Linked DNA regions of Homo sapiens: region 1 is linked to region 2. A link is an interaction called in ENCODE POLR2A ChIA-PET data of the cell type or tissue named here. Cell type or tissue: PC-3. All regions are shown on one strand. Links, peaks and the distances in the headings refer to the core of each region. The heading gives the core; the rest is flanking DNA.

Region 1 (2,810 bases), core at 248-2,747, 580 kb before region 2:
TAAGAATTATTAAGTTTAGTGAGGAAAGCATGTTAAAAGCTGAGATGGGCTGAAAGCTAGGACTTTTTCACCAAGCAGTTAATAAATGCAATTCACTAACAGTTAATGAAGTTGTGAATGCAAAGAAAAGGTTCTTAAAGAAAATGAAAAGTGCCACTCCAGTGAAAACACAAATGATAAGAAAGTGATATGGAAAAAGTTTTAGAGGTCTGGATAGATCAAATCAGCCACAACATTTCCTTAAGCCAAAGTCTAATCCAGAGAAAGGTCCTAATTCTCTTTAGTTCTATGAAGCCTGAGAGAGGTGAGGAAGCTGCAGAAGGAAAGTCTGAAGTTAGCAGAGGTTGGTTCATGAGGTTTCAGGAAAGAAGCCGTCTCCATTACATAAAAGTACAAGGTGAAGATGTAAGCATTGATATAGAAGCTGAAGCAAGTTCTCCAGAAGATCTAGCTAAAATAATTGGTGTAAGTGTCTACACTAAACAACAGATTTTCAATGCAGATGAAACAGCCTTGCATTGGAAGATGCTATCTAGGACTTTCATTAACCGGAGAGGAGAAGTCAATGCCTACCTTCAAAGTCTCAAAGGACAGGCTGACTCTCTTGTTAGGGGCTAACACAGCTGGTGACCTTAAGTTGAAGCCAGTGTTTATTTACCATTCCAAAAATCCTAGGGCCCTTAAGAACTATGCTAAATCAACTGCTTCTGTGCTCTATAAATGGAATATCAAAGCTTAGATGGCAGCACCTCTGTTTACAGCATGTTTTACTGTATATTTTAAACTCACTGTCAAAACCTACTGCTCAGAAAAAAATGTTGTTTTCAAAATATCACTGCTCATTGACCATGCAGCCAGTTATCCAAGAGTTCCAATGAAGACGTACAAGGAGATTAATGTTTTCAAGCCTGCTAACAAACATCCAGTCTGCAGCACGTGGAGCAAGAAGTAACTTCAAATTTCAAATCTTATTATTTAAGAAATGAATTTCATAAAGCTATAGAGTCATAGATAGTGATTCAAATTTATGGATGATTTTGAGTGGGTTCCAGACTTCAGTGGAGAAAGTAACTGCAGATGTGATGGAAATAGCAAAAGAACTAGAATTAGAAGTGGAGCCTTAAGATGTGACAGAATTGTTGCAATCTCATAATAAAACTAATGAATGAGGAGTTGCTTCTTATGGATAAGCAAGCAAAGTGGTTTCTTGAGATGGAATCTACTTCTGGTGAAGATGCTGTGAACATTACTGAAATGATAACAAAGGATTTAGAATATTACATAAAGTTAGTTGGTAAGTCAGTGACAGAGTTTGAGAAGATTGACTCTCATTTTGAAAGAAGTCCCACTGTAAGTAAATGCTATAAAACAGCATCATATGCTACAGAGAAATCTTTCATGAAAGAAACAGTCAATGATGCAGTAAACTTCATTTCTGTCTTACTTAAAGAAATAGCCACAGCCACTTCCACCTCCAGCAACCACCACCCTGATCAGTCAGCAGTCATCGGCAACAAAACAAGATCTTTACCAGCAAAAAGATTGACTCACTGAAGGCTCAGATGATCATGAGCATTTTTTAGCTATAAAGTGTTCCTTTATTTAAGTTATGTACATTTTTTAGACAATGCTATTGCACACTTAACAGACTGCAATATAGTGTAAACATAACTTTTATATGCAATGGAAAACTAAAAAATTTATGTGACTCACTTTATTGCAATATTTGCTATATTCTGATGTTGTGAAATGAAACCTACAAGATCTGAGAGTCCAAAAACAGCCCTTCATACTATTAACAAATCAACTGATTTTAAACAAAGGTCCCAATGTATTTTAATGAAATAGAATAGCTTTTTCAACAAATGCTACTAGAATTGTATATACATATGTAAAAAGATAAACCTCAAAAGTTACATCACACCATAGAAAGAAATAAACTGAAAATAAATTGTACCTATAAACAAAAGCTAAAATTATTAAACATAGAAAATACAGGAAAAAATCTGAACAATCTTCAAAAATATTAGGCAAATATTTCTTTGTTAAAGAAAAACACAAAAAGCACTACTCAAAATAGAAAAAAGTGATAAATTATATTTTATCAAAATAACCCTTGCTCTTCAAAAGACACAGCACAAATGAGAAAATAATATTTGCAATACATGTATAATATGTATACATATGATTAAAGACTTGTGACCAGTATATGTAAAAAAACTCTAAGAATTCAATAAAACCAAAAATAAAAAATCAATTGCATAAAATATTTAAACAGACACTTTCCTCAAAAAATATTGAAATGGCCAATAAACACATAAAAAGATGCTTAACATCATTCCTGATCAAGAAAATGTAAATTAAAACTACAATTAGAAAGCACAATACAACAGTATAATGGCTAAAATTAAAGAGAACAACATAATAAGTGTTAGCAAGAATGTGGAGCAACTGGAATTCTTATGTATTGATGTTGGGAGTATAAAATTGCACAACACTTTCGAACAAACAGCCTGGACATACACTATATAGCTAAACATACACTAAACATTTATCCCAAGAATTCTACTCCTAGGTATTAACCCAAGAAAAATTAAAATATTTGTCCACACACAGATTTATTTTTTAATGTTCATAACATTTAAGATGGAAAGAGGCACTGAAGAAGATAGAAAGGACAGTCTTGCGTTGCCTACCTCTCCTCACTCAATCCCAGGCAGTGCAGCATGGAGAAAGATTCTGTGTGCTTGAGGGAGGGAGAGCAAACTAAGTGTGAATCTTTGTACTGAAACTCAGTGCTGCCCTATCAC
Region 2 (2,810 bases), core at 40-2,539:
CTGTCTCCTTTCTCCCTCCTTCACTCCTCTTCTCCTTTCCTTCCTCCCTCCTCTTCTTTCCTTCTCCCCTCTCTTCTCCCCCATCTCTCCTTTCCCCCCTGCTTCCCTCTCCTCTCTCTCCTGTCTTCCCTCCCTCTTCCCCTCCCTCCTTCCCTGTCCTGGCCCTGAACCTTTCCCTGGGCTCCCACGCTCTGCTCAGTCTCACCTAGGCCCAGCCCATGTCTTCTCAGACAACCCAGCACCACCCCTCGACCACCTTCCACAGAGGGGGCTGCCCTTTTCAGCTCCCTTGCCAAGGGGCCGCCAGCATTTCCAGGTCAGCTCACGAATGGCAGTGTTCTCCAGCTCTTCTGTGTCAAAAACAAACACCCTCCTCCCAGCGCTGCTCCTGGCCGGCTGCCCCGCCCTCTGCCAGGCGTTTCTCAGAGGACAAGACCTAATGAGCTGGCTGCTGCCAGCCTGGTCCTCACAGTTCATCAGTAGGATTCCAGACAGGCATCAGGCTCAGGGACAGCGCAGAGACAGCTGCCTTCTCCTCTTTCCCGGAGGCACCTGAGACCTGAGCGCACCGAGGGGGCCGGTGCATGGGCTGCTCCCAGTGAGCGTGAAGTTCACGCCCAGAAGTACACCCGCCACCAGCTGCAGCAGCACAGGTTCGTCCAGCGCACCACGAGAGGCTGGGGCTCTCTGGGAGTGGAGGAGCAGGTGGGGATGAGCCTGGACTTGCACGCAGAGCTCTGGGCTCCATTAAGCCCCCGCCCCGTCCTAGCTGTGTCGTCTGGGCACGCCAGTTCTCCCTGAGCTGCTCTCCTCCTGGCAGAAGGGGGGTCATAACAGCACCAACATGCGGGATTGCGGTGAGGTCTAAACAGTCAGGCACAGGAAGCTGCACAGAGAAGATGCATGGGCAACAGCGCCCATGGAGAATCCATGCAGCCCCCTAAGAGGGGCAGAGAGCCTCCAAGCAAAAGTCATTCTATCTCAACACTCACTCCCCTGAAGACTATTCGTTCTTGGGAAATAGGATACCCAATATTGAATGTTTGTGGTCCCCTCGTAACTCACATGCTGAAGCCCTAATCCTGAATGAGATGGTGTCTGGAGATGGAGCCTTTGGGGGTGATTGGGGTTAGATGAGGTCAAGAGGGTGGGACTACCCACCACAGGATTACAAGGAGAAAAAGAGGAAAGGGATCTCCCCGCCCTCTCTCTTTCTCCCCCTCTCCCAACCAGGGCAGAAGAAGAAAAGCCATGTGAGGACACAGTAAGAAGGCGGACGTCTGTAGGCCAGGAAGAGAGTCCTCACCAGGACCCAACCATGCTGGCACCCTGGTCCTGGACTTCTGGCCTCCAGAACTGTGAGAAATAAATTTCAGTTGTTGAAGCCATCTGTGGTATTTTGTTATGGCAGCTGGAGCAGACTCAGACAATCTTTAAATACACATACTTTCAGCAGTAGCTGGCATGTCTGACCTGGCAAGATGAACTGATTGCACACTTAGGTAAACTGACTACTCATCCCAGCAAAGCCCCTAACCCTGTAACCACCCACTGAACTGACCAGACTGGTGGCTTAGCCCAGCCTTGGACAGGCAGAACTTCAGCCTTGGACACAGTCCCTGTCATCCTAAAGGAGCCTCCTTAAGGAGCACTTGTAGGACCAGAGAGAGTCAGAGTTAATAGCAATGATAGTAACTTCAATACTTTATGTGGAGCAGCTGTGTACAATGAGCTAGGGCTGGGACCAAGCATTTTATATTCATCATCTTGTTTAATCTGTGTTGTTACCTTGTGAAGAAGGTAGGATTATCTCGATTTCACAGAAGAGGAAACTAGAGATGAGATTCCCTGTCCAAGTTTACACTGCAAGTACCAGATGGACCAAGCTTCCAACCCTCCTCTCTCTGACTTTAAACCTTATGCATTCCATTAAAATTAAAGGAAAAAGAGTCATTGATCAAGGTCTTTTTCTTTCTTGAGATTTATTTGGGGTTGGGGGTGGTGTTGCTTTTTTTAAAAAAGAAGAGGCAAACATGTCTGTTAAAAACAAGCAGACAGGCCGGGTGTGTTGGCTCAAGCCTGTAATCCCAGCCCTTTGGGAGGCCAAGGCGGGTGGATCACTTGAGGTCAGGAGTTCGAGACCAGCTTGGCCAACATGGTGAAACCCTGTCTCTACTGAAAATACAAAATTAGCTGGGCATGGTGGTGCACATTTGTAATCCCAGCTACTTGGGAGGCTGAGGCAGGAAAATCACTTGAATCTGGGAGGTGGAGGTTGCAGTGAGCCAAGATAGTGCCACTGCACTCCAGCCTGGGTGACAAAGTGAGACTCTGTCTCAAAAACAAACAAACAAACAGAAAGCTCTGTTTTACCATCTTGGAGAGAACAAGCCTGAGACGGAAGGTTGGAAGCTCAAGAGGAGGTGAGGGCGCTAAGCAGGGAAAGCAGACCCCAGCAGTGGAAGTCCCTCCTGCCCCCCTCACTGTGAGCTTTGTCTTGTAAGAGTATGTGACATCGGGAGGCTGAAGCAGGAAAATGGCATGAACCTGGGAGGCGGAGCTTGCAGTGAGCCGCGATAGCGCTACTGCACTCCAGCCTGGGCAACAGAGCAAGACTCCATCTCAAAAAAAAAAAAAAAAAAAAAGAAAGAGTATGTGACATTCAGATATTGTCAGCGCAGGATACTCTGCTGTTGCTCAGAGGCTGGGGGCTCCTGCCGCGTTTGTCCACTGTCCCCTCTTCCTCATGCAGTGACTGCTGAGCCTGGAGTTCCCAGTGTTCGAGCATGGCAGAACTGGCTTAAATGGCC

What was found. Peaks named below come from ENCODE experiments on the same cell type or tissue, not always from the same donor. Only the 100,000 strongest peaks of a DNase experiment are listed, where the experiment ranks them.
Region 1: POLR2A ChIA-PET joins it to region 2 with 13 read pairs; 1 of 35 experiments calls an interaction of 5 or more read pairs at or near these places.

What each region holds. Positions count from the first base shown.
Region 1 is chr7:48,212,215-48,215,024 of GRCh38, reverse strand. The region is part of intron 3 of ABCA13 (ATP binding cassette subfamily A member 13); the gene reads right to left. Among named protein-coding and RNA genes, the nearest start is that of ABCA13, 42 kb to the right of the region's middle. In PC-3, for the core only: no CTCF peak of the experiment used is centred there; a DNase peak (open chromatin) is centred at 1,544; H3K27ac peaks cover 1,968 bases.
Region 2 is chr7:47,633,077-47,635,886 of GRCh38, reverse strand. No RefSeq gene overlaps it. Among named protein-coding and RNA genes, the nearest start is that of LINC01447, 13 kb to the right of the region's middle. RefSeq lists an enhancer at 501-1,212. In PC-3, for the core only: no CTCF peak of the experiment used is centred there; DNase peaks (open chromatin) are centred at 416 and 1,496; H3K4me3 peaks cover 753 bases; H3K27ac peaks cover 334 bases.